2 separate regions of the Homo sapiens genome follow, and region 1 is linked to region 2. Evidence: chromatin loops called from intact Hi-C (ENCODE). Cell type or tissue: pancreas. All regions are shown on one strand. Links, peaks and the distances in the headings refer to the core of each region. The heading gives the core; the rest is flanking DNA. Region 1 overlaps UMPS (uridine monophosphate synthetase). Region 2 overlaps MUC13 (mucin 13, cell surface associated).

Region 1 (10,215 bases), core at 909-4,908, 150 kb before region 2:
CTGCCACCACATGGGAAGAATATGCCCTGGTTAGCCCATGGCTTCTGAAGAGCAAGAGAAAGTAGAGCAGAGCCTACTCCAGCCTCCCCCGTCCAATGTATGAAAGCCCCAGCTGATCTGTAAGCCTGGGAGCGTGATAAATGCTTAGTAGTGCATGCCATGGAGTTCCAGGGTGGTTTATTACACGGCAATATCTAGCTAAATACATTTAACTTGCTGCAGCTCTCTGGATCCAGCCTGGTTACCAGGAAGACAAAAACTGGGCTCCACCAGGAACCAGTCTTCTGCCTTCCCAACCATCACCTCTGGCTGCATCAGCGATCTCTCCCAGCGAAATAGCTGCTTGGTCTTGTGTGAATCCTGTACTTTAACACAGTGGACCAAGTGTCAGTCATTGAAAATGACCATGAGTAACCCTGTGGACTCTCTGCAGCTTGGTTCCTTTGCCCCTTAACAGGTGGGTATGAATCGTGTCTTCAGTGCCAGGGCTGAATGAGAAAGGGCATTCCTTTTTGAAGGAATCTGATACTAAACACAAAGCATGAGAAAAATCAGGACTTGTTGGAGTTATATTTTTAAAATATATATTTTAACAGTTATATATATTAGATATAATATATAATAGTATATATAAATAATACTATATTGCCCAGGCTGGTCTCGAACTCCTTAGCTCAAGTGATCCTCCTGCCTTGGCTTCCCAAAGTGCTAGGATTACAGGTGTGAGCCACTGCTCCCGGCCTGTTGGAGTTCTTTACATTTATTTTATAATCAATGCTGTTTTATTAAATGCGGATTTTATTTTGGATTACAGGATGTAGAATGCCATATTTTTCTTAGATCATAGGGCCTTTCACATTTGTAATTTGGCCTTGTATGAGTTACCCTGCAATCCCTTTGTTTTCCCCATAACCCTTCCAAAGGAAGGCCGCAATAGAAATACAAAGAGAAACAAAATAATTAGAATATTTTTTAACTTCTAAAGTTCAAGGTTTTGGCATAAGTCTGGTTTAGAAGCACATTTGCCTAGCCCTTTCCTTCCCACCAAGGGGGAAAGTCTTCCTCTAGACAAGAGGCAGAGGGCTCCTCAGAGTCAGATCCTGGTGTGGGCTCTCACGTGCTGCTGCTGAATCCCAGGGAAGGAGGGAGGAAGGGCAGTTGACACCCAAAATAAGGGTGGGGAACTGTCAGCAGAGGAGGTCTGTGTCATGTTTTTCAGCGCTGGGGTTGGGGGGAGCCCAGGAGAGCAGGAAGATCCAGAGATCCCTCGCCCCAGCTCGGCCATGTGTGTCTGGGACAGAGCCTGAGGTGGCCTGAGCTTCCTGTGGCTCCAGAGTAACATTATAGAGAAGCTGAATTCTCCTGTTTTTCTGAAAAGGGCATGGGAGTTAGCTGAGAAGCAGACCTGGTGGGCCTGAGAGTCTCAATCGTCAGGTAAGGACAGTCAGTGGGAAGTGGACGGGCCGCACAACCAAGGTTCTCATGAGGACAACCATGTCTTCGGGGGTGCCCTTGTGCACAGACAGCTCCATAGTCCTGCCTCCAATGTCCCAACACTGCATTGTCTCCCTGCACTTAGCAGCCCTGCAGGGTGAGACTTGGGGAGGATCCTGAAATGATTGTATTTAACAAGACATGCTGTCCTTGTTTACCTGGAACCTAGCAATGTTGTTTTCTGCCACAACTTGAATAGATACTTGAAGCAGAGATGATGTTGAGTTAAAAAAAATATATACATAAAAATATGGGTTCTTTTCAACCTGAATAGATGGCCTAAAAATTCAAACTTGCCTCATGGCATTTGTTCAAGGAAAACCGGTATAGGTAGTCTTTGACCTCCTTTCCTCCCTTATCCTTTGTTCTTCCTTCTGAGGACTAAACTCTGATTTATTTATTTATTTATTTATTTATTTATTTATTTATTTATTGATCATTCTTGGGTGTTTCTCGCAGAGGGGGATTTGGCAGGGTCACAGGACAATAGTGGAGGGAAGGTCAGCAGATAAACAAGTGAACAAAGGTCTCTGGTTTTCCTAGGCAGAGGACCCTGCGGCCTTCCGCAGTGTTTGTGTCCCTGGGTACTTGAGATTAGGGAGTGGTGATGACTCTTAACGAGCATGCTGCCTTCAAGCGTCTGTTTAACAAAGCACATCTTGCACCGCCCTTAATCCATTTAACCCTGAGTGGACACAGCACATGTTTCAGAGAGCACAGGGTTGGGGGTAAGGTCACAGATCAACAGGATCCCAAGGCAGAAGAATTTTTCTTAGTACAGAACAAAATGAAAAGTCTCCCATGTCTACCTCTTTCTACACAGACACGGCAACCATCCGATTTCTCAATCTTTTCCCCACGTTTCCCCCCTTTCTATTCCACAAAATTGCCATTGTCATCATGGCCCGTTCTCAATGAGCTGTTGGATACACCTCCCAGACGGGGTGGTGGCCGGGCAGAGGGGCTCCTCACTTCCCAGTAGGGGCGGCCGGGTAGAGGCGCCCCTCACCTCCCGGATGGGGTGGTTGGCCGGGCGGGGGGCTGACCCCCCCTCCCTCCGGGACGGGGCGGCTGGCCAGGCGGGGGGCTGACCCCCCCCCACCTCCCGGACAGGGCGGCTGGCCGGACGGGGCGGCTGGCCGGGCAGAGGGGCTCCTCACTTCCCAGTAGGGGCGGCCAGGCAGAGGCGCCCCTCACCTCCCGGATGGGGCGGCTGGCCCGGCGGGGGGCTGACCCCCCCACCTCCCTCCCGGATGGGGCAGCTGGCCAGGCGGGGGGCTGACCCCCCCCACCTCCCTCCCAGACGGGGCAGCTGGCCGGGCAGAGGGGCTCCTCACTTCCCAGTAGGGGCGGCCGGGCAGAGGCGCCCCTCACCTCCCGGATGGGGCGGCTGGCCGGGCGGGGGGCTGACCCCCCCCACCTCCCTCCCAGACGGGGCGGCTGGCCGGGCGGGGGGCTGACCCCCCCACCTCCCTCCCGGACGGGGCGGCTGGCCGGGCAGAGGGGCTCCTCACTTCCCAGTAGGGGCGGCTGGGCAGAGGCGCCCCTCACCTCCCGGATGGGGCGGCTGGCCGGGCGGGGGGCTGACCCCCCCACCTCCCTCCCGGATGGGGTGGCTGCCGGGCGGAGACGCTCCTCACTTCCCAGACGGGGTGGCTGCCGGGCGGAGGGGCTCCTCACTTCTCAGACGGGGCGGCTGCTGGGCGGAGGGGCTCCTCACTTCTCAGACAGGGCGGTTGCCAGGCAGAGGGTCTCCTCACTTAGACGGGGCGGCCGGGCAGAGACGCTCCTCACTTCCTAGATGGGATGGCGGCTGGGAAGAGGCGCTCCTCACTTCCTAGATGGGGTGGCGGCTGGGCAGAGACGCTCCTCACTTTCCAGACTGGGCAGCCAGGCAGAGGGGCTCCTCACATCCCAGACGATGGGCGGCCAGGCAGAGACGCTCCTCACTTCCCAGACGGGGTGGCGGCGGGGCAGAGGCTGCACTCTCGGCACTTTGGGAGGCCAAGGCAGGCTGCTGGGAGGTGGATGTTGTAGCGAGCCGAGATCACGCCACTGCACTCCAGCCTGGGCACCATTGAGCACTGAGTGAAGGAGACTCCGTCTGCAATCCCAGCACCTCGGGAGGCCGAGGCTGGCGGATCACTCACGGTTAGGAGCTGGAGACCAGCCCGGCCAACACAGCGAAACCCCGTCTCCACCCAAAAAATACGAAAACCAGTCAGGCGTGGCGGTGCGCGCCTGCAATTGCAGGCACTAGGCAGGCTGAGGCAGGAGAATCAGGCAGGGAGGTTGCAATGAGCCGAGATGGCAGCAGTACAGTCCAGCTTCGGCTCGGCATCAGAGGGAGACCGTGGAAAGAGGGGAGAGGGAGAGGGAAAGGGAGAGGATTTTTTTTTTTTTAAATCTTGCCCACATTCCTATCTAAGGGGTCTGGGGAGTCATGCCCTACAAGTCATAAATTTTTATCAGATGGGTTTTATTTAACCCTACATATCATGACTTATTTTCCAGCCTCACTCTGGTATAACCTTATGAGACAAGGAAGAAAATCAAAATATTTTACCCCCAAATATGTTTATTTGCCATATTTTGAAATGGCCCTGCAAAGCTGTTCTTTGTGGGGGGAAATTAGCATCTGTAAGGAATCTCTATTAACATAGCTAGATCTTTATCTTACAGACTCTCCCAATCCTAAAGATACTAACTAAGATCTGAATAGGAAACATCGGTCATCTATTGTCTCTAAGGGCAGCCACTTATAAGACTTTTGTCTCCGCAATCTTAACCTGAACATTCCCTTTCTATCAATCCCAGGTCTTTAGACAAACTCAACCAGTTGTCAACCAGAAAATGTTTGAATTAACCTATAGCCTGGAAGCCCCACCTCACCCTTCCCCCCCCCCGCGCCCCCCCGCCCCGCCACCCTGCCACCCTGCCCCTGGTTTTGAGTTGTTCTGCCTTTCAGGACCAAACCAATGCATTTCTTAAATGCATTTGATTGATGTCTCATGCCTGTCTAAAATGTATAAAACCAAGCTGTACCCTGACCACCTTGGGCACATGTTCTTGGGACCTCCTGAGGGCTGTGTCATGGGCCATGGTCACTCATATTTGGCTCAAAATAAATCTCTTCAAATATTTACAGAGTTCCACTATTTCTGTTGACACTTCCCTCACTCCCACCATCTTGCTGCCCTCTGACTTCCCCAAGCGCCTGTGCTCTCTTCTTGGGCTATAGCATTACCTCTTCCTCACTTCTATTGCCTTCTTCCCCTCTTCAACTCCAGTGCCATCCAATGGGGGATGTCTCCCAACTGAAATCACGCCTACAGTCCTTGTGGCTTGAGCTGAAAAGAGACCCTAAGAAAAGGTGCTGAGTGGGAGGGAAACCCAAGTATCCCTGGCTTCCCATCCTCCTGGGTCCTTAAGGTGCAGTGCAGCTCATCACCCACGTTTTCTAAAAAAATTTTTTATGATCATGTGTCAGGACATGAATGCCAACCAGTGCATGTCAGCTCATACCTGGGGCCTCCCTGATATGAAATCCTGCCAGGCCAACCTGTTGTGTCTCCCTAATGGAAAGTTTCACTGGAGTCCATGTGAAGAGACCACCAAACAGGCTTTGTGTGAGCAACACGGCTGTTTATTTCACCTGGGTGCAGGCGGGCTGAGTCCGAAAAGAGAGTCAGCGAAGGGAGATAGGGGTGCGGCCGTTTTATAGGATTTGGGAAGGTAATGGAAAATTACAGTCAAAGGGGGTTGTTCTCTGGTGGGCAGGGGCGGGGGTCACAAGGTGCTCAGTGGGGGAGCTTCTGAGCCAGGAGAAGGAAATTCACAGGGTTAATCACTCCATTAAGGTGGGGCAGGAACAAATCACAATGGTGGAATGTCATCAGTTAAGGTGGGACAGGGCCTTTTCACTTCTTTTGTGATTCTTCAGTTACTTCAGGCCATCTGGGCATATTCGTGTAAGTCACAGGGGATGCGATGGCTTGGCTTGGGCTCAGAGGCCTGACATTCCTGCCTTCTTATATTAATAAGAAAAATAAAATAGTGTTGAAGTGTTGGGGTGGCGAAAATTTTTGGGGGGTGGTGTGGAGAGAGAATGGGCGATGTTTCTCAGGGCTGCTTCAAACGGGATTAGGGGCGGTGTGGGAACCTAGAGTGGGAGAGATTAAGCTGAAAGGAGATCCTGTGGTAAGGGGTGATATTGTGGGGTTGTTAGAAGAAACATTTGTCGTATAGAATGATTGGTGATGGCCTGGATACGGTTTTGTATGAATTGAAAAACTAAATGGAATAAGAAGGAGAAAAACAGGTATAAAAGGTCTAAGAATTAGGAGGACCTAGGACATCTGATTAGAGTGTGCCTAAGGAGATTCAGCATAGTCCTGCCAGCAAAGATTATTTATTTACTTCAAGAGTTAAGAGTGGCGGTTTGGGGATAGCACCAGGAGATATCAGCTGTGATGGCTTGGAGAAACAGTGTAAACTGGCAGTGTAAACAAGAGCAGGGCATGTATGAGTAGTTGAGAACGGAGAATAGGAATATGACTAGACAGAAAATAGTAGGGATGACAAGTTTTTTTGGGGGCACAGTCTAAGTTGGTCCGGTGTCTGGAATGAGACTGGGGCCTAATAAAAAGGAGCATCTATACAGGAGCTTAAATGGGCTGTACCTTGTAGCATTCTGAGGACAGGCCTGAATTCTGAGAAGTGAAAGTGGTAAAAGTATTGTCCAGTCGTTTTTAAGTTGGTGGCTGAGCTTGGTGAGGTGTGTTTTTAAAAGACCTTTAGTCTGTTCTACTTTTCTTGAAGATGGAGGACCGGAAAGGATATAAAGGTTTCACTGAATACTAAGAGCCTGAAAAACTAATTGGCTGATTTGACTAATGAAGGCTGGTCTGCTGTCAGACTGTATAGAGGTGGGAAGGCTAAACTGAGGAATTATGTCTGACAGAAGGGAAGAAATGACTGTGGTGGCCTTCTCAGACCCTGTAGGAAAGGCCTGTACCTATCCAGTGAAAGTGTCTACCTAGACTAAGGTATTTTAATTTCCTGACTCAGGGCATGTTGAGTAAAGCTAATTTGCCAGTCCTGGGTGGGGGCAAATCCTCGAGCTTGATGTGTAGGGAAGGGAGGGGGCCTGAATAATCCCTGAGGAGTAGTAGAATAGCAGATGGAACACTGAAGTTATTTCCTTGAGGATAGATTTCCACGATGGAAAGGAAATGAGAGGTTCTAAGAGGCGGGCTAGTGGCTTGTACTATAGCATAGCCTGCCTTTGCTGGTGTGTGGCGATTAGGCCTGGTGGAACTGCCGTCAATAAATCAAGCGTGATCAGGGTGAGGAACAGGAAAGAAGGAAATATGGGGAAATGGGGTGAATATCAGGTGGATCAGAGAGATACAGTCATGGGGGTCAGGTGTGGTATCAGGAATAATGTGGGAGGCCGGATTGAAGTCCGGGCCAGGAACAATGGTAATTGTGGGACTTAACAAAGAGTGAGTACAGCTGAAGGAGCCGGGAGCAGAAAGTATATGTGTCAGGTGTGAGGAAGAAAATAGATTTTGGAAGTTATGAGAAATGTAGAGAGTGAGTTGAGCATAGTTTGCGATTTTTAGGGCCTCTAAAAGTATTAAAGCAGCGGCAGCCACTACACGCAGACATGAGGGCTAGGCTAAAACAGTAAGGTCAAGTTGTTTGGACAGAAAGGCTACAGGGTGCAGTCTTGGCTCTTGTGTAAGAATTCTGACCGCACTAAGCATGCCTAGGAAGGAAAGGAGTTGTTGTTTTGTAAGGGATTGAGGTTTGGGAGATTAATCAGACACGATCAGCAGGGAAAGCACGTGTGTTTTTATGAGAATTATGCCGAGATAGGTAACAGATGAGGATGAAATTTGGGCTTGCCTGAAGTAATGGGGGCTGTCTGTGAAGCCTTGCGGCAGTACAGCCCAGGTAATTTGCTGAGCCTAATGGGTGTCAGGGTCAGTCTAAGTGAAGGCAAAGAGAGGCTGGGATGAAGGGTGCAAAGGAATAGTAAAGAAAGCATGTTTGAGATCCAGAACAGAATAATGGGTAGTAGAGGGAGATATTGAAGATAGGAGAGCATATGGGTTTGGCACCATGGGGTGGATAGGCAAAACAATTTGGTTGATAAGGCACAGATTCTGAACTAACTTGTAAGCCTTGTCTGGTTTTAGGACAGGTAAAATGGGGGAATGGTAAGGAGAGTTTATAGGCTTTAAAAGGCCATGCCGTAGCAGGCGAGTGTTAACAGGCTTTAATCCTTTCAAAGCGTGCTGTGGGATGGGATATTGGCGTTGAGCGGGGTAAGGGTGATTAGGTTTTAATGAGATGGTAAGGGGCATGTGATCGGTTGCCAGGGAAGGAGTAGAGATGTCCTATACTTGTGGGTTAAGGTGGGGGGATATGAGAGGAAGACTCGAAGGAGGCTTTGGGTTGGGGAGAAGGGCGGCAATGAGATGTGGCTGTAGTCCAGGAATAGTCAGGGAAGCAGATAATTTGGTTAAAATATCTCGGCCTAATAAGGGAACTGGGCAGGTGGAGATAACTAAAAAAGAGTGCATAAAAGAGTGTTGTCTAAATTGGCACCAGAGTTGGGGAGTTTTAAGAGGTTTAGAAGCCTGGCTGTCAATACCCACAACAGTTATGGAGACAAGGGAAACAGGCCCTTGAAAAGAAGGTAATGTGGAGTGGGTAGCCTCCATATTGATTAAGAAGGGGACGGACTTACCCTCCACTGTGAGAGTTACCTAAAGCTCGGCGTCCGTGATGGTCTACGGGGCTTCTGAGGCAATCAGGCAGCATCAGTCTTCAGCCGGTAAGCCAAGAAGGAGTCAGTCAGAGAACCTTGGGCCAGAGTTCCAGAGGCTCTGGGAGTGGCTGCCAGGTGAGTTGAACAGTCCGATTTTCAGTGGGGTCCCACACAGATGGGACGCGGCTTAGGAGGAATCCCGGGCTGCGGGCATTCCTTGGCCCAGTGGCCAGATTTCTGGTACGTGTAGCAAGCTCCTGGGGGAGGAGGTTCTGGAGGAACGCCTGGCTGCTACGGTTCAGGCGTTTGGAAGTTCTTTTGTGCTGGAGATGTGGCTGGGGTTTGTCTCACAGTGGAGGCAAGGAATTGCAACTTTTTTCTGTTATTGCACACCTTGAAGATGAGGCTAATTAAGTCCTGTTGTGGGGTTTGAGGGCCGGAATTTAATTTTTGGAGTTTTATTTAATGTTGGGAGCAGATTGGGTAATACAATGTATATTGAGAATAAGGCGGCCTTTTGACCTTTTAGGGTCTAGGGCTGTAAAGCATCTCAGGGTTGCTGCCAAACGAGCCATGAACTGGGCTGGATTTTTATATTTGATGAAAAAGAGCCTAAACGCTGTCTGATTTGGGATAAAGAAAAAGGAGCATTAACCTTGACTATGCCTTCAGCTCCAGCCACCTTTTTAAGAGTAAATTGCTGGGCAGGTGGGGGAGGGCTAGTCACGGAATGAAACTGTAAGCCGGACCAGGTGTGAGGAGGGGAGGCGATAAAAAGATTATAGGGTGGAGGAGCGGAGGCTGAGGAAGAATTGGGGCCTAGCTTGGGCTGGCGAGGAGGGGAGAGGTCAGATGGGTCTGTAGAAAAGGAAGATTAGAAAGACTCAGCGACGCTTGGGGTTGGGACTGAGGGGACAGGCGGGAGGGAAAGAAGGAAGATTTGGGACGAGTTGCACTGGGCACAGAGACTAGGAAGGGACTGATGTGTAAAAGAATGCCTGGACGTCAGGCATCTCAGACCATATGCCCATTTTACGACAAGAACTATTTAGATCTTGTAGGATGGAAAAATTGAAAGTGCCATTTTCTGGCTATTTGGAACTACTGTCGAGTTTGTATTGGGGTCAAGCGGCATTGCAGAAGAAAATAAGGCATTTAGGTTTTAGGTCAGGTGTGAGTTGAAGAGGTTTTAAGGTTTTGAGAACACAGGCTAAGGGAGAAGAAGGAGGAATGGAAGGTGGAAGCTTACCTATAGTGAAGAGGCAAGCCCAGAGAAAAGAGTAGAGACACGGAGAAGGGGTGGGGGGTTCTTGCCCTCCAGAAGCAGAGAAGGGGTTGGGGCACGGAAATAAGGGATTGGGGCACAGAGATAAGAGGTCAGGGTGCAGAAATAAGGGATTGGGGCACAGAGATAAGAGGTTGGGGTGCGGAAATAAGCGATTGGGGGGTTCTTACCCCCTAGGAAAGCGGGACTTGCCGCTAAGGATGAAGGGGAAGGGGTTGAGGGGTACTTGCCCCTGCCCCAGAAAAGCGGGACTTGCCACTAAGGGTGAAGGACCAAGGCAGGCGTCCCTGCGTGGTCTGACACACTTGAAACGTGAGTGTATAATCAGAGAGCGTCCCTGCAGTGATTAAACACCAAGGGAAGGCTGCCTTCCCAGTCCATGACCGGTGCCGGAGTTTTGGGTCCACGGATAAAACCTGTCTCCTTTGTCTCTACCAGAAAATGAAAGGAATTGAAATTAAGAGAAGGGAGAGATTGAAGTGTGCCGCCAAGATTGAAAGGAGAAAGAGGTTGAGGGATAGTGAGGGAGGTTGGAGGAGAGAGTAAAAAGTGGCCGCTTAGCGGATTTGAAATTGGTGAGATGTTTCCTGGGCTGGTCGGTCTGAGGACCTGAGGTCGTAGGTGGATCTTTTTCACGGAGCAAAGAACAGGAGGA
Region 2 (10,215 bases), core at 2,792-6,791:
CATGCCTGTTATCCCAGCATTTTGGGAAGCTGAGGTGAGAGGATCACCTGAGCCCAGGAGTTCAAGACTAGCCTGGGAAACATGGTGAGACCTTGTCTCTACAAAAGAAAAAAGAAAAGCCAAAAAAAAAAAAAATTTAAAAAGAAAAAGGAGGCAGAGCACATATACCAGGTATATTTGAAAGATCAAAGTATACTGAAGTAGACCAGGAATCAGATTGCACAACTCACAAAGCCCTTCAGAGCCTGGCCCCTACTCCCACCCTCACAGACAGATACATTCTTATCTTTGCAGATTGTGTTTCTTCCTCCAAAGGCCCTATCCCTGATCTTTTCTGACTGGTAAACTCCTATTTGTCTTTTGATACCCCGCTCAAATGTTGCTTCCTTTGTGAAGCCTTCCAGAACTACTGTTGACAGAATGTTTTCCTCCATGTCCTTCTTTTTTGTTTGTTTTTGTTGTTATTGTTGTTTTGGAGGGAGAGGTGGGATCTCACTATGTTGCCCAGTCTGATCAACCTAGTATGTTGCCTGAGCTTCTGGGCTCTATTAATCCTCCCTGCTTGCCCTCCCAAAGTACTGGGATGACAGGTGTGAGCCACCACAGCTGGCTTCCTTCATGTTCTTAGAGAACTTGGTCCTTGCCTCCATTGGAAGAGTTGAGGTTGAAGTTATTTGCTTATGTAATTAATCTCTGACTTATTACTCAACTCCCTGAGAGTGGGCACTGAAAAAAGTGTCTGTTGGCTAGGCGTAGTGGCTCATGCCTGTAATCCCAGCACTTGGGAGGCCGAGGCAGGAGGGCTTGAGCTCAGGGATTCAAGACCAGCCTAGGCAACATAGCAAGACCCCATCTCTACAAAATAAAGAAAAATTTTTTTTTAAATGTTTGTGGAATGATGCATTTATCCAACAAGTATTTATTGAGTGTATACCATGTGACAAATACTGTTCCAGGGTTAGGGATAAATAATGGTGTTTATGCTGGGTCTCAAAGGATAAGGAAATTTTGTAAGGTGAAGGAAGGGAGAGAAACAGACTAGAGAGCTGTTCACAAAGTGCTATCTTCCTAGACAAGTAGCTCTTCTATATTCCCCCTGCCTCCCTTGGGGTGTTGGGTGCTGTTATGTGACAAGTTCTAAGCCAATATGATGTGGGGGGAAATGAGGTGCAGTAATACCAGACTTGATTCATAAAAAAATCTCTCTTGCAAAATCCTCTATATTCTTTGGCTTTCTACTGGATTGATGCAGAGCAGTAATGACCTTGAAAACAAAACAGGAAGGACCTGAATCACCACTTTATGGGGGTAGGGGTAGGGGGCTTATCAGGAAGACACATGAGCAATAATAGATGTGGCTTGATTAGAATATTCAGGTGAGGTCCATTGTCCAAATATCTATTTGTATTGATGCTTTGAGGTCTTTTTTTTTTTTTAACTTGAGACTGTGGATAACAGCAGCAAAAAATGATTAGTTAAAAATGACAGATACTCTATTATGGAATGAGACTTATGTACCATTTAGAGGATATCGTGTAAGTTAATTCTCTTCATTAAGAAAATGACAGCCGGGCGCGGTGGCTCACGCCTGTAATCCCAGCACTTTGGGAGGCCGAGGCAGGCGGATCACGACGTCAGGAGATCGAGACCATCCTGGCTAACACAGTGAAACCCCATCTCTACCAAAAATACAAAAAAAATAGCCAGGCGTGGTGGCAGGCACCTGTAGTCCCAGCTACTCGGGAGGCTGAGGCAGGAGAATGGCGTGAACCCGGGAGGCAGAGTTTGCAGTGAGCCAAGATTGTGCAACTGCACTCCAGCCTAGGCGACACAGCGAGACTCCGTCTCAAAAAAAAAAAAAAAAAAAAAAAAAAAGAAAATGACAGCACTTTGGGAGGTTGAAGCAGGAGGATCACTTGAAGCCAGGAGTTTGAGACCAGCCTGGTCAACACAGCAAAACCGCAAAACCCCATGTCTTAAAAAAAAAAAAAAAAAAAAGGCCGGGCGCACTGGCTCACACCTGTAATCCCAGTACTTTGGGAGGCCGAGGCAGGCGGATCACCTGAGGTCAGGAGTTCAAGACCAGCCTGACTAACGTGGTGAAACCCTGTCTCTACTAAAAATACAAAAATTAGCCAGAGAAGTGGCAAATGCCTGTAATCCCAGCTACTTGGGAGGCTGAGGCAGGAGAATCACTTGAACCAGGGAGGCGGAGGTTGCAGTGAGCCTAGATTGCGCCATTGCATTCCAGCCTGGGTGATAAGAGTGAGACTCTGTCTCAAAAAAAAAAGAAAAGAAAAAAAAGAAAAGAAGAAAAAAGAAAGAAAGAAAATGGTAAAGACCCCTTACTCAGGGCTGGCTAAGAGATGCTTTCAAATCTTAGCCCTGATTCTATTTATTTGTTTTCATATTCCAGGACACGCTTTGCTCTAGGATGCCATGCCACTTCATTGAAATAGGGACTTAATTTTTACATTCAATAAATTTTGTTGAGGGCTTTTTACATAGCAAAGAAATAAAACAGAGGATTTTCCCTCAGGAAGTTCAGGTGCAGCAAAGGGGCTGGCTGTCCAGTGGGGATTCATTTTTGACTTGGACCCAGTCAGGAGGCTATTGTTTCCACCAAAAGGAAAGAAGCCTCCAAGATTCCTCCCATCACTGCATAAGGGCAGGACACCACAGCTGATTAGAGAATGGAGAGCCTTCACACAAGATAGAAAAGCTGGAGGGTTCCCAAACAAAGAGGAAGTCATATCTGGGGTAATAAATGAGAAGCAGGCCAGGCATGGTGGCTCACACCTGGAATCCAAGCACTTTGGGAGGCCAAGGTGGGAGGATCACTTGAGCCCAGGGATCATAGCCAGCCTGGGCAGCATAGTGAGACTTCATCGCTCCAAAATATTTTAAAAATTAGCTGGGTGTGGTGGCATTCACCTGTGGTCCCACCACTCAGGAGGCTGAAGTGGGAGGGTTGCTTGAGCCCAGGAGGTCAGGGCTGCAGTGAGCCATGATCATGCCACTGCACTCCAGCCTCGCCAGCATAGCAAGACCCTGTCTCAAAAAAAAAAAAAAAAAAAAAAAAAAAAAAGCAGCAGCAGGCATGTTGCAGGTAGTTTTAGATGAGTTACTTTACTGGAGAGAATATGAGAATACTTTATGAAATTTGAACAATGACATAAGTAAAGAAAGAGTTTTGCACTTTTGGTAATAAAGGCCATTAACCTGAGAGCTCCAGGACGATGAAGCCTGTGTTTCATCCACCACTCTATTTGCATCTGGCACCAGGTCCTGGTAAATACAGGACACTCTCAGCTTCAAATATATGTCACATTGTTCCTACTGACTATTGAAATATATTACCTCTGTTAATACTTTAACATTAAATGACAGAGAGGTAGGCAATGGAGTCGGACTGCCTGGCTCAAATCCTGGCTGTGTCACTTCCTAGATATGTGACTGCAGACTAGTTACTTGCCTCTATTTCCCCTACTATTGAACAGGCATGAAAACAGTACCTACTTCATAATTATCGTGAGAATTAAAGGGGTTAATATGTGTGAGGCACAAGAATTGTGCCTGGCATATAGGGAGTGCTTCATAATATATGAAATATTATTGTTGTTGTTGATTTTCAAACTGGCTCTCTCACCTGGAAGTAGCAGAGAATTTCCTTATTGGCCCACATGTCGTGATTGTGGGCTCAGGAAAAATGTTACCAGGCCTGCAGAAATTATGAGGCCTTTGATGGTTTGCCCCAGGCTTCTGTCTTTGAATAAAAGCACCACATTTCATAGCCCTGAGACTGAGAAGAACACCCCCATATGTTTTCCAGGGCTCTCCCCAACCTAATCTCCAACCTTGCTTTTTGCACTGTGGATTGTCAATTAATGGCAAACTGGAGTTCTCGGAGAACCCTCAGGGAAAACCCAGACAGATCTTGCTCACCTCACCTCCCACGGGTGGCATTTTGTTTTTTATTTAACTGAAGAATTTTTCAATGAAAATGGATTTATCTCCTTTTTAATTTTGTACAATCACCGCTAAATAAAACATTGATTTCTCTGAACAATTGTACCAAACTTTATGCACCATTAATATGACATTAACATTGCTTATGGTTATGTATTATAAGAGCAATAAAGAGGACAATATATGATCTCTAATGATTCAGTAAAAATGATGCAAATATCTCAACAAGAGCAAACAGCGTAACATTCATTTCTCCCTAGCACAAGAACAAGGAATAAAGAGACCAACCAAGGAAAAGTCCAAGGAGAAATTTAGAAATGGTGCATTAAAAGTTAATGGTTTTAAGGTCAGGTGCGGTGGCTCACACCTGTAATCCCAGCACTTTGCGAGGCCAAAGCGGTAGGATGACTTGAGGTCAGGGGTTCAAGACCAGCTTGGCCAACATGGTGAAACCCTGTCTCTACTAAAAATACAAAATTAGTCGGGCATGGTGGTGCTCACCTGTAATCCCAGCTATTCGGGAGGCTGAGGCAGGAGAATCGCTTGATCCCAGGAGGCAGAGGTTGTAGTGAGTCGAGATCTCGCCACTGCACTCCAGCCTGGGCGACAGGGTGAGACTCTGTCTCGATAAAAAGAAATAATAAAATGAAAGTTAATGATTTCAAAAAAGCCTTTTAAAAGCTCCGCCCCGCCGGAAGTTGAGTTTTCTGCAAGCCATAGGAGACAGCGCCACCTACCGGCCCCGAGATTTGCCCAGCCGCAGAAAGGGGCGGAAGGCCAGGGTAGGTTTGGGGGCAAAATGGCACAAAAGAGTTCAGCCTCAAACGGTTTTGGTGTTGATGCAATCTGGATGCCTGGTCACCTTCTCCATAGAGAGACTTGGAGCTTACTGGGGCTTCTTGTCCACAATGTGACTCTTGGCTTCTAGACTCTTGGAGGAAGGAATGGGAAATGATGTGATGTGACCTCGAGTTGGACCATTAGCCAACGCAGTGACCTGAAACAGTGGTTCTCAAACTCCACCGCACATTAGAAGCACCTGGGAGCGCAGGGCGTGGCGGGTGGCTCCTGGAATCCCAGCTACTCAGGAGGCTGAGCGGGGAAAATGGCTTGAGGCCGGAGTTAGAGCCTGCCATGAGCCATGATCGTGCCACTGCACTCCAGCCTGGGTGACAGAGGGAGACTCTGTCAAAAACAAAAACAAAACAAAACAAAACAAAAAAACGTGCAGGTGAGAGTTTAAATACTCCTGAGACTCAGGTCTGCCCTAGACTGATGTGCTCTGGAATGGGACCCAGGCATCAGTAACTTTTATACCTCCTCAGGGGATCCCAATGTGAAGCTAAGACCTGCCGCTGTCAGGGCAGCGGGCCATTCCTGTTGTTTCACCCAAAGCCAACCTCAGAGGACCTTCGGTCTAATGCGACAAGCCAGCAGTGTGACATGTGCGTTTTCTCGTCCTGTCTTAGGGCTGTGCCTAGAAGGTGCCGCCCTCAAGGTTGGAGACAGCTCTGCATAATAGTTCACTCCCCACTTAAAAAATAAAAATAAAAAAACCCAGCTTTGTGAAGGTATAATTGACATACACCAAAGTGTACATTTATAAAGTGTACAATTGGACAATGTTTGACATGTGTATACTTGTGAAACCAGTGCCACAATCAAGATAATGATCATATTCTTCAAGGTTGAGCTGCAAGAGTCCTGTTTTACACTCCCATTTCACAATTATTTAATACTTGTTCTATGCCAGGCATTGTGCTGGGTTAGAAGGAACCATGGATACAACCACTTCTCTGGGGGAACTGGTTACAGGACCAGTTGGGACATGAAGGAGGCAACTCTACTTGAGAGTACTGGGGTAGCCAGAGGAGAAAATGGTTTAGTTGATCTAGACAGATGGAGGTATTTATCAGGTGCTGTGGTCTAAATGTTTAGGTACCCTCAAGATTCATGTATTAAATCCTAAAGCCTGATATGATGCTATTAGGAGGTGGGACCTTTGGGAAGTTATTAGTTAATGAGGGTGGAGCCCTCATGGATGGGATTAATGTCCTTATAAAAGAGACCCCAGGCCAGGCGCAGTGGCTCACACCTGTAATCCCAGCACTTTGGGAGGCTGAGGCGGGTGGATCACAAGGTCAGGAGATAGAGACCATCCTGGCTAACATGGTGAAACCTCGTCTCTACTAAATATACAAAAAATTAGCCGGGCGTGATGGCTGCAGTAGTAGTCCCAGCTACTTGGGAGGCTGAGGCAGGAGAATTGCTTGAACCCAAGAGGCAGAGGTTGCAGTAAGCCAAGATCGCACCACTGTATTCCAGCCTGGGTGACAGAGCAAGACTCCATCAAAAAAACAAAACAAACAAAAAAAAAAACCCAGAGAGATCTCTTGCTCCTTCCAACATGCGAGGTTACAGTGAAAAGATGGCCATCTATGAGGAACTGGGTCCTCACCAGACACCAAATTGGCTGACACCTTGATCTTGGACTTCCCAGCCTCCAGAACTGTGAGAAATAACTTATGTTGTTTGTAAGCCACTCAGTCTGTGGTAGTTTGTAATACAGCTCAAACAGATTAAGACATTAGGTAGTTGAAGGAAACGGGCATTCCAAAATGGGAAAGCATGAGCATGAGGAAAAGCAAGAGGGAAAGCATGAGCAAAGGAATGGAGGCATGAAGAGATGATATGTTGGCTGGGCACGATGGCTCATGTCTGTAATCTCAGCACTTTGGGAGGCCAAGGCAGGTGGATTGCTTGAGCTCATGAATTCGAGACCAGCCTGGTGACATGGCAAAACCTCGTCTCTACAAAAACACAGAAATTAGCCAGGTGTGGTGGCAAGTGCCTGTAGTCCCAGCTACTCAGGAGGCTGAGGTGGGAGGATGGTTTAAGCCTGGGAGGCAGTTTGCAATGAGCCAAGATCACACCACTGCACTCCAGGCTGGGCAACAGAGCCAGACCTTGTCTCAAAAAAATAAAATAAAATAATAATAATAATAATAAATTAAAGAGGTGGTATGTTTAGGAAACAGCAGGTATGGCCAAAGTGGTAGTGCATCGTGGGGAGGGTCATGAGGCAAAGCCAGCACAATCAGCGGCAGTAACTGGATGTCTAGGAGTGCCATGCCACCAGGAGTCTGACTTTATTCTATGAGCTCTATTTCTCAGTGGATGACCCCTGAAAGCTTAAGCAAGGGAGTGTCACAATCAGATATGCATCGTAGAAAGTTCACTCTGACAGCCCTCCAAAGTGGCAGAACAATTAGTAAGAGAACCTTTGCAAAGTTACCAGCAAGCAGAAACAAATGAATTATAGGTCATATTGCACAATAATCAAAAAGAACTTTTTGAATCCAAATGCAAAAGCCATTTTCATAAACATTATACATATATATCTTTAGGAGATTATTTTTAGTCAAACAATAGCAATGCAAGTCTTTGAAGAATGGCCCAGGAAGCCCAGAATTAGTATGGCTCAGGACCTTTGAGAAGTGACAGGAGTTGGCATGCTCTGGTCCAAAGGGGGATCAGGAAGGGGGAAAGGCCTCTTTAGAAATAGCCTTCTACTAGTACTGAATCCAGAATCATATTTAAATACAAAGGGGGTAATATGCAGGTCAGAAATAGAGTCTGTGATGACAAAATACAGTGGCCAGCCAATTTTAAGTTCTGCCTGCAATAACTCTGCTGCTGTTAACTGATTGGTTTATGGCTAATGTCTTCAGTGTGGGCATTAATAGCTCATAAGAGTATGTTTCTTATATGTGATTCACCATTTAGCCATGAGAATACAAGAATAAACATAAGTGGTATCAGTGAGGATTTTTTGACTGCAAATAACAGGAAAAAACTACTCAAACTGGCCTTGTAGCAGAGGAAATTCCAGAGGCTTCAGGTATGGTTTGATCAAGGTGCCAGGTCCATTTCTCTCTGGTTCTCTCAGTTCTTCTCCTCTGTGTGTGTCAGCTTTGTCCCCAGCAAAACAGAAGCAGTTCAAGACTTCACACCCTCAAGCCCACTTTCCAGAAGAAGAAAGTTTCTCTTTCTCCAAACTTCCTACCAAAGTTTAGGCTTTATTCTAATTGTATCCACTTATGCCACACGTTCACTTTTAGGACGATTACTGTGGCAAGGAGGCATGGGATTTCGCTGATTGGCTTGAGCCAACCAGAGCCAACCTCTGTAGCTGGGAGCAGGATCAGCCCCACCCAAAATGCTCATCATCATGGGGTAGGAGTGGGATGTGCGTGGAGGAAGCAAATGTCTACTATGCAGTAGAACGTTATCTTGGGTAATCCAATAACCCCTAATAAGGATAGCAGATATCAGTCACTCCCATTTACCATGTGTCACGTTTGCTATTTAAAATGAGACTAACTGCTGTGTGCATCATCAAAACCCCCAAACTCAGCCTGGGCAACATAGTGAGACCCTGTCTCTAACAACAACAAAAAAAAATTAGCTGGGCATGACAGCACACTTCTGTAGCCCCACCTACTCAGGAGGCTTATATGGGAGGATTGTTTGAACCCAGGAGTTTGAGGCTACAGTGAGTCATGTTCACACTACTGCACTCCAGCCTGGGTGACAGAGCAAGACAGTGTCTCAAAAAAAAAAAAAAAAAAAAGAAAGAAAGAAAAAGAAATGAAAAAAAAGCCCCAGACACAAGGACACCATCTAACAAAGGCACTTTATTGCATTACCATTCACAATTAACAGTCAAGAACAAATAATAATAACAAATAAAATAACTTTTAAGAGGACAAGGCATTAGAAATAAAAAAGGACACTAATAACATTTGTAAAAGCTTGTACTGGATGTGGTTGCCCCCATTTGTGTGTGTGGTTGTGTGTGTGTGGTTGTGTGTTGGTGGCCACAGCTGAGCCTCTGTCACCAGAGAAGGCTGAGGCCCCAATGGCACACCTCAGAAACCTACACCCCGAGGCTGGACGGCTGGACTCCTGAGCACAAGCTCCCTCTCGCACCCTTTGCCAGACAGTTTGTCTCCAATTTCAAACTGACCTAAGGCTCTTACTCCTGGATTTTTTGTTTTTAAACCTTCTCCCAGCCAGTCTTCGGGAGGGCATGATTAGAGAAGTGCTCCTTTGCTGATGGAGGAGGGGACCTAAGGAAGAAGGTGGATCCCAGGTGCCTCCTCTCTAATTGATCCTCCCCACCCAGTTTCCTTTGCCTCTCTTCCTTCTACCAGGTCATGTTTTTTACTCTCTGCCCCTTCTGCCTCCTAGCATTTCAAAAACTGTAGAGTGCACCCCATAGTGGACATTTTTAGTCCAGGCCTTCTAATTAGCATCAAAAAGTTCCTGGATTCCCAGGCACGCCTCCTGAAAAAGCTGAGAGATATGTCTCTTTCCAGTCTTCTTGGGTGAGGCTAGGTTGCAAGCTCTGGGCTGTTCAAAGGTTGCCAGAATCTCTCCATTGGAGGGATAGAAGCAGTGTCCCTATTCTGACTTGTCAGAGAGTGAGCTTGTGACCCTTGAAAGATGGTGGGTATCCCTTCTCATCCCCTCGGACCTCCACAGTTGATGCGTATGTCTCCCAGGGGAATTAGGTCACTTAACTCAAGAGCAATGTTTGCCCAGGAGCAAGCAATGCTGGGGAGCTTTCCTCTAGATTGGAAATGGTTCTTGTTGCCCTACCAGGAAAAGAATTAAGAAAACAACCCTAACCATTGTCTCAGTACTTTGTACTGATTGAAGAAAACCACCTCTCTGACAAGCGCTAATAGCATCTACTACATTTAATGTCATAGATTCTTATTTAGCAAGTGAGCTGGATTCGTTGCAAACATTCACAACTTCCATTCAGAGAGGCTGGCAGATGTCAGATGGAAGAAAAACCCCGGAGGCCAGATCTTTACTGGTGCTCACTTCTCCATCAGTCTTTCTAAACACTCTAAATAATAGCTTGTACATTGGTTGGGGGCCATGGCGGGTTCCACATTCTTATGATTCTAGACAGAAAGAGAGAGGGAGAGACAATACTCTTAGAAAATACTCCAACAGAAACATATGAGATCGTTTAGATCTGTAAATTATTAACATTACTTTCATTAACATTATTTGTCTTCTTCAGCTTTATCCCATATTCTCCCTATCATTTCTCTCACGTCTCTTCCATTCCCCATCTCTTTCCCAGCTCCCTTTCTCCTCTTCCTTTACCATCTTCCTTCTTTCCATCTGTCTCCTGTCACTCTTCCTCCTAAAGTCTCTTACAGGCTT

Evidence for each region. Peaks named below come from ENCODE experiments on the same cell type or tissue, not always from the same donor. Only the 100,000 strongest peaks of a DNase experiment are listed, where the experiment ranks them.
Region 1: a loop joins it to region 2, with 4 times the contacts of the local background. A loop is called at or near these places in 107 of 110 quality-filtered maps.

The regions. Positions count from the first base shown.
Region 1 is chr3:124,747,488-124,757,702 of GRCh38, forward strand. UMPS (uridine monophosphate synthetase) reads left to right here. Exons shown (of 6, transcript NM_000373.4): 6 at 1-1,786. Among named protein-coding and RNA genes, the nearest start is that of MIR544B, 20 kb to the left of the region's middle. RefSeq lists enhancers at 3,517-4,183, 9,559-10,215. In pancreas, for the core only: no CTCF peak of the experiment used is centred there; a DNase peak (open chromatin) is centred at 2,555.
Region 2 is chr3:124,896,796-124,907,010 of GRCh38, forward strand. MUC13 (mucin 13, cell surface associated) reads right to left here. Exons shown (of 12, transcript NM_033049.4): 12 at 8,647-9,947. It also overlaps a transcript of ITGB5 not described here. Among named protein-coding and RNA genes, the nearest start is that of ITGB5, 15 kb to the left of the region's middle. In pancreas, for the core only: a CTCF peak has its summit at 4,694 (motif pointing left); a DNase peak (open chromatin) is centred at 4,686; H3K27me3 peaks cover 679 bases.